Linked DNA regions of Homo sapiens: region 1 is linked to region 2. Evidence: chromatin contacts called from ENCODE Hi-C or POLR2A ChIA-PET data. All regions are on one chromosome and are shown on one strand. The core of a region is the stretch at or near the end of the contact, and the rest is flanking DNA. Distances in the headings are between cores, read along the strand shown.

Region 1 (2,759 bases), core at 53-2,552, 5.8 Mb after region 2:
CAAAAAGATGAAATGGGGCATTTTAATAAAGTAACTTGCGGAATAGATAAGGTGGTTGGGGAAGACCTCCTGGAGCTGAGACCTCGATGATGAGAAGGAGCTGGGGAAAGAGGCTTCTAGAAGGAGGAAAGGGCTAGTGCAAATGCTCTGAGGTTGTAATCAGCTTAGTATTTGGGGATGAGCCAAGAGGCCAGGGAAGGTGGAGGCTGGGGGTGGGTGAAGGGAATGGGGGTGATGAGGCTGCAGAGGTGCAAAGGGTTCTTCCTTCCCAGCCCCCAGCATGGTAGGCTGCGCTGAGGACTGAGGCCCGGGCTTGGCTTCCCTCCTGCTTATGATGGGAAGGTGGGGGAGCAGGGGAGTGGGGAGTGATGTGATCTGATTTATGGTTTGGAAGGATTGCTTTGGCTGCGGCAAGCAGCCGGGATTGGAGGGGCTCAGGAGGAAGGAGGGGGAGGGCGAGACTGCAGTGGTCCAGGCTGAAATGAGGTGGCTTGCTGAATGCTCAGAGCTCCTTGAGCACACAACCTAGCGTCTGTCGATTTCACCTCCTGGAGAAACCTTCCCTGACTGCTCCGCCAGACTCCTCACCCTCTCCCATCTCCAGCCCCCTCATCCCCGGAGCTATCTGGCTGCTGGTCTGCAAGCAGCTGGAGTCCCCAGCATCACCCAGCCCACAGCCTGGCCTGCAGGAGGCTTCTAGTAAAGTGGCCAATTAATCCCCGAGCCCCGTCTTCCAGGGTCATGCACACAGTCACACGCGTGCTCTTCACATGTGTCACCCTGCCCCCACACACACTCACTTGGATCTCCAGACAAGGGCTTGGAGGGTAGGATGGGCAATCTAGGGGGCAGGAGGGGCCCTGGAGTCTCCTCCATTGAGTGTGCAGGCGATGGTGGCCACAGGGTAATAACAACCTCAGCGAGACCCTGAGGTCTGCCCCTCCTTAGGAATGGCCAGGCAGGGAAGAAGGGAGCAGTGCTCGGTCCCAGCATCCCACCACTGCCGAGATGGTTCTGAGCGGGTTCCTGGGCTGAGGCCGGGGCCTGTGTTTTCCAAGATTCCTTGGAGAGCCAGCTCCATCCTCTTCCTGATTATCTGATCTTTGGGCTACAGCAGAAGGAAAGAGCAGGGCGGAAGCGAGCTCTGGAAAGTGGAAAGAGGAGGGTGTGCGAGGAGACCCAAGGCGGGATCTAGGCTTTGGAACGTTGGAGGTTTCCGGCCACAGAGGCAGGGCCTCCGGGGAGCCAAGAGGGGCGGGGAGAGACACACACAGAGAAGCAGAGGAGACCAACGGACCGGACAGAGACGAGGAGAGGAACAGGAAGAGAGAAGCTGGGAGAATCGGGAACCTGGGGGCTAGTGACCTGCACACAGGGCAGGGGCACTCGGCAGTTCCCAGAGGCCACCCCTCCCACCCCAGACATCCAGACATCTGGAACTTTGGGTGCCAAGAGTCCAGCTTAATGCAGGCAGCCTGGCTTTTGGGGGCTTTGGTGGTCCCCCAGCTCTTGGGCTTTGGCCATGGGGCTCGGGGAGCAGAGAGGGAGTGGGAGGGAGGCTGGGGAGGTGCCCAGGAGGAGGAGCGGGAGAGGGAGGCCCTGATGCTGAAGGTGAGCTCTGGAGTGTCAGGGAGCTATGGGTGGTGAACTGTGGGTCTGGGAGGGGGTATTGCAAGGTTAGGGAAATGGACAATGAGGAGCGATTGGGATAGTCTCAGAGGAGTGGGAGGGTGATGGGCTCAGAGACAGGACTCAGGCAGCAGAGAATGAGTTATGAGTTGGAAAGGGGTGAATGGGGCATCTTGGTGGCAGGCTGGGGCTCACCACCCCTCCCCTGCCCCAGCATCTGCAGGAAGCCCTAGGACTGCCTGCTGGGAGGGGGGATGAGAATCCTGCCGGAACTGTTGAGGGAAAAGAGGACTGGGAGATGGAGGAGGACCAGGGGGAGGAAGAGGAGGAGGAAGCAACGCCAACCCCATCCTCCGGCCCCAGCCCCTCTCCCACCCCTGAGGACATCGTCACTTACATCCGTGAGTAACCAGAAGCCCTCACCCCCAAACTCCTAGGCCGCCGCGGTCACTTTCGCAAAAATGAAGGGTCGGTTCACTGCCAAGTGGCCTTTCAGTTGTCCATTGCCCAGCCCAGAGCCCCCACACCCCTAGGAGCCCCAGGTCCACGGCCATGCCTCCTAAAGGCCTGGGCCACTCGACCCTACCTTCCAGGAGTCCGGGGTGCCCCCCCCACCGCCACCCCGCCCTCAGGAGCCCTAGATCCCAGTTCTCCAGGTCCTCAGGCCCCCCGCTGCATCTCCAGGCTCCCCCTCCAGCATGATCCCTGTCTGTCCGCAGTGGGCCGCCTGGCCGGCCTGGACGCAGGCCTGCACCAGCTGCACGTCCGTCTGCACGCGTTGGACACCCGCGTGGTCGAGCTGACCCAGGGGCTGCGGCAGCTGCGGAACGCGGCAGGCGACACCCGCGATGCCGTGCAAGCCCTGCAGGAGGCGCAGGGTCGCGCCGAGCGCGAGCACGGCCGCTTGGAGGGTGAGTCCGCGGCGCGCGGGGTGGAAAAAAATGAGACTATCTGGGCCAGGAATGGGACTGGTTGAGAAGGTGACCCTAGGTGTCCGGGGCGGGAGAGTTCGGGAGAGCTGCTGTGTGCTAGCGGACGGGGTTAGAGAGCTGGGAGGCTGAATGCAGGGAGCGGGTGGGCACTCCAGACCCGCGCGGACCCGACTGGGGCAGCACCACGCCCCCTACAGT
Region 2 (2,975 bases), core at 471-2,970:
AGTCCCAGGTCAGCCTGCCCAGTTGGGGAGACACACCCATCCCTGACAGTGATGACACAAAGTGAGCAGGGATGGGGTGGAGGAGCTGAGGGGGCAAGGGAGGATAGGAAAAGGGCTCAGAGAGAGTTTCCTAGAGCGAGAGCTACTGTTACAGGGCTGAGACCTAGAGGAAAGTGGAGGAAACCGATAATAAAATGATAATTATATATTCAGAATATCCCAATGCAAAGCTTACTCTTTTTCCAGGTAATATATAAGGTTCATAATCACAGCGCTCCAAATATTGACCACTTAAGCATGAGGCCCAGGGCCTGATGTTTTCCATTCGCCATCTAACTACGTCTTCCCAATAACACAGCGGGGCAAAACGGGAAGACGAAGAACGAGTACGATTATATCCCTGGTTTATAAAAGGGGAGAAACTGAGGCTCAAACATAGATGTCACTTGTCACCAGCCTGGCCAACACGGTGAAACTCCGTCTCTACTTACAAAAAAAAAAAAAAAATGGGAGGCTGACGCAGGAGAATTGCTTGAATCCGGGAGGCAGAGGTTGCAGTGAGCCGAGATCGCGCCACTGCACTCCAGCCTGGGTGACAGAGCGAGACTCCGTCTCAAAAAAAAAAAAAAAATTAGCCAGGAGTGGTGGCGTGCTCCTGTAATCCCAGCTACTCGGGAGGCCGAGGATGCAGTGAGCCGAGGTTGCAGTGAGCCGAGATCGCGCCATTGCACTCCAGCCTGGGGGAGAGTGAGGCTCCGTCTAAAAAAGAAAAAAAAAGAGAGAGAGAGACGTCACTTGTCCAGGATATCTTATCCAGTCAGTAGCACCACAAGGGTTAGAACCCTGGCCAGACATCCACCCAATTTCACGGGTGAACAGTTAACAGCCTCTGAGAGTCTTGTCCTCTCTGGGCCTCCGTAACACCCTCTCCAAACTAAGGGTCTCTCAGCAGATGGCCGGGTTTAGAGCTGTACGAAGACACACAGCTAATGAAAAATTGTGGAATTCTCAGAGCCCGTGAAGCCTAGCCCACGGATGCGAGGTTTGGACCACTGAGGGAACGCGCATGCGTGCTAGGCAGGGCAGTCCGAAGGCTTGGGGGTGTATCATAGGGTCTCATCGGAGGTTTGTTGGCCGTAAGACCCCTGGAATTGGAACTCTAAAAACACAGAAAGGATATGAGCTCAGGAGACTTGAACGAAAGAGTTGTCTTAGGAAGAGGGGTCAGAAGACAAGGGTGCTGGGCAAAAGGCTAGTTCTTCGAATCAGAATACGGTGGCCAGAAAGGTTCCTCTGACGAAAGAGGGGCGTGGTTCGAAGCCGTACAGTGGCCGGTAAAGCTCAAGAAACATGGAACGAAAAGGACGCGAAGAATCGGCAGGGAGAAGCGGACAGGATGTCCCGAAAGGCTCATATAACCGAAAAGGCGGGTTAATGTGAAGGGACGGAAGGGACAGAACTTGCGGGAGGCACATGCTGGCCGAGAAAGTCCTGGAGTTCGGAGCATACAGTGTTTTTATTAGGTGGAAACAAACGGGCTGGGAGAAAGACGAGTACGGTGGCCAGGTTGGTCCTTCCATAGCCGGAAGTGGCCTTCCTGAGAGGCGTGGCTGCGGCACTCTTGCCGGATAGGGTGGCCCGGCGGGGCTAGGAAAGCGTGAAATCTCGCGCGATTGCGCTGCGAAGTCGGGGACGGGGCGGGGCTGGCGGCGGGGGCGGGGACCCGGAGCGGGAAGATGGCGGCGGCGCAGGAGGCGGACGGGGCCCGCAGCGCCGTGGTGGCGGCCGGGGGAGGCAGCTCCGGTCAGGTACGGAGGCCGAGAGGGGACTGAGGGGGTTCTTCCCCAGCCGGGGGGCCTCCCACGGGGCGTGTCCTACCTCTTGTCACGGAATCCCGTGCACTGGGGGCTCCTTGGCCAGAGGGACCTTGAATACCCGGCCCAGGCAGGGCCGGACCGCCCGGGAGGCCGGACGGTGCCGGGAACAGGGCCCTGTTGCGGGTCGGTTCCCCTGCACGCTCGAGCCGGGCGGCCACCAGGCTCATTGCTCGATCCGGGGAGACAGTGGCTCGGAGGGGCGCAGGCTTGTACCTTGGCGCGCTGGGTTCTCAACTCCGCGATTCCATGCTCTGAGGCCGTTCCTAGAGTGGTCTGGCGTTCAGGTCTCGTTGTAGTGTTTGAGGTGTGCGCAGTGATTAATTGGGAGTTTTCTAGCTGTGGGGAAGTCAGTATTAGCAGGGCACGGCCGACAGACCCATTTTACAGACGGGAATTCAAGGAACAGTGAGACTAAGGCGCTTCTAGAAGGTCATCCTGGTTAGGTTTGTAACTTTATGTAGAAGTTACAAGACACTGCTGACACAGGGACTGGTATGGTTGTGGTTTTAATGTAAAATAGTTCTATGGGTTAATTAGTCCTGGTGCGGATGACTTCTGCCCCACTGCTGTCTTAACACACTGCAGAGCATACCATTTCAGGCAGCTACCGTTCAGGCATTTGGGGAATAGATGGAGAGACATGAAGGTGCTGTCGACCCACCCACTGGGATGTCACTGACATGTGGGAGGCAGCTCAGGGGAAAGGAGTGCGGGTTGAGAGGGGAGAATGAAGCTGACTCTCTGTGTGACCTTGGGCAAGTTCCTTTCCCTCTTTAGGCCTTTATCTCTCCCGTGTTAAATGCAGAGGTTGGACAGGAGGGCCAGCCATATCCCTGCTGTCAGGGGACGAAGAGAGGAGACTGACATGTAAACAGTTGTAATCCTGAATGATTAGGTTGGTGACAAAAGTCTGTGTCAGGGACTGGGGGAGCCCAGAGAAAGAGCAAGTGGTATCACTTGGGTAGGACACATGGATGAAATTTGTGTGATAGAGCCCACTGTATCTGCTCTGAATCTTTTCAGCATTCTCAGCCAGGGCCTGGCTTCAGGGACAGCTTAGGAAATGTTTGTTGAGTTAGTGCTGGAATGAAGGCTCAG

Evidence for each region. A loop is a pair of places that touch in the nucleus more often than their neighbours do. ChIA-PET counts read pairs that join two places held with the same protein, here RNA polymerase II (POLR2A).
Region 1: a map of CD4-positive, alpha-beta T cell shows a loop between it and region 2 (6-fold over the local background). The contact joins the promoter of CLEC11A here to the promoter of CLPTM1 in region 2. A Hi-C loop is called at or near these places in 1 of 168 maps with a recorded cell type or tissue (CD4-positive, alpha-beta T cell). POLR2A ChIA-PET finds 5 or more read pairs at or near these places in 1 of 52 experiments (HCT116).

What each region holds. Positions count from the first base shown.
Region 1 is chr19:50,722,062-50,724,820 of GRCh38, forward strand. It overlaps CLEC11A (C-type lectin domain containing 11A), which reads left to right and starts at 1,303. Exons shown (of 4, transcript NM_002975.3): 1 at 1,303-1,611; 2 at 1,844-2,030; 3 at 2,349-2,540. The coding sequence starts at 1,465. RefSeq lists a silencer at 2,652-2,759.
Region 2 is chr19:44,953,660-44,956,634 of GRCh38, forward strand. CLPTM1 (CLPTM1 regulator of GABA type A receptor forward trafficking) reads left to right here and starts at 1,721. Exons shown (of 14, transcript NM_001294.4): 1 at 1,721-1,808. The coding sequence starts at 1,737. RefSeq lists a silencer at 1,644-1,973.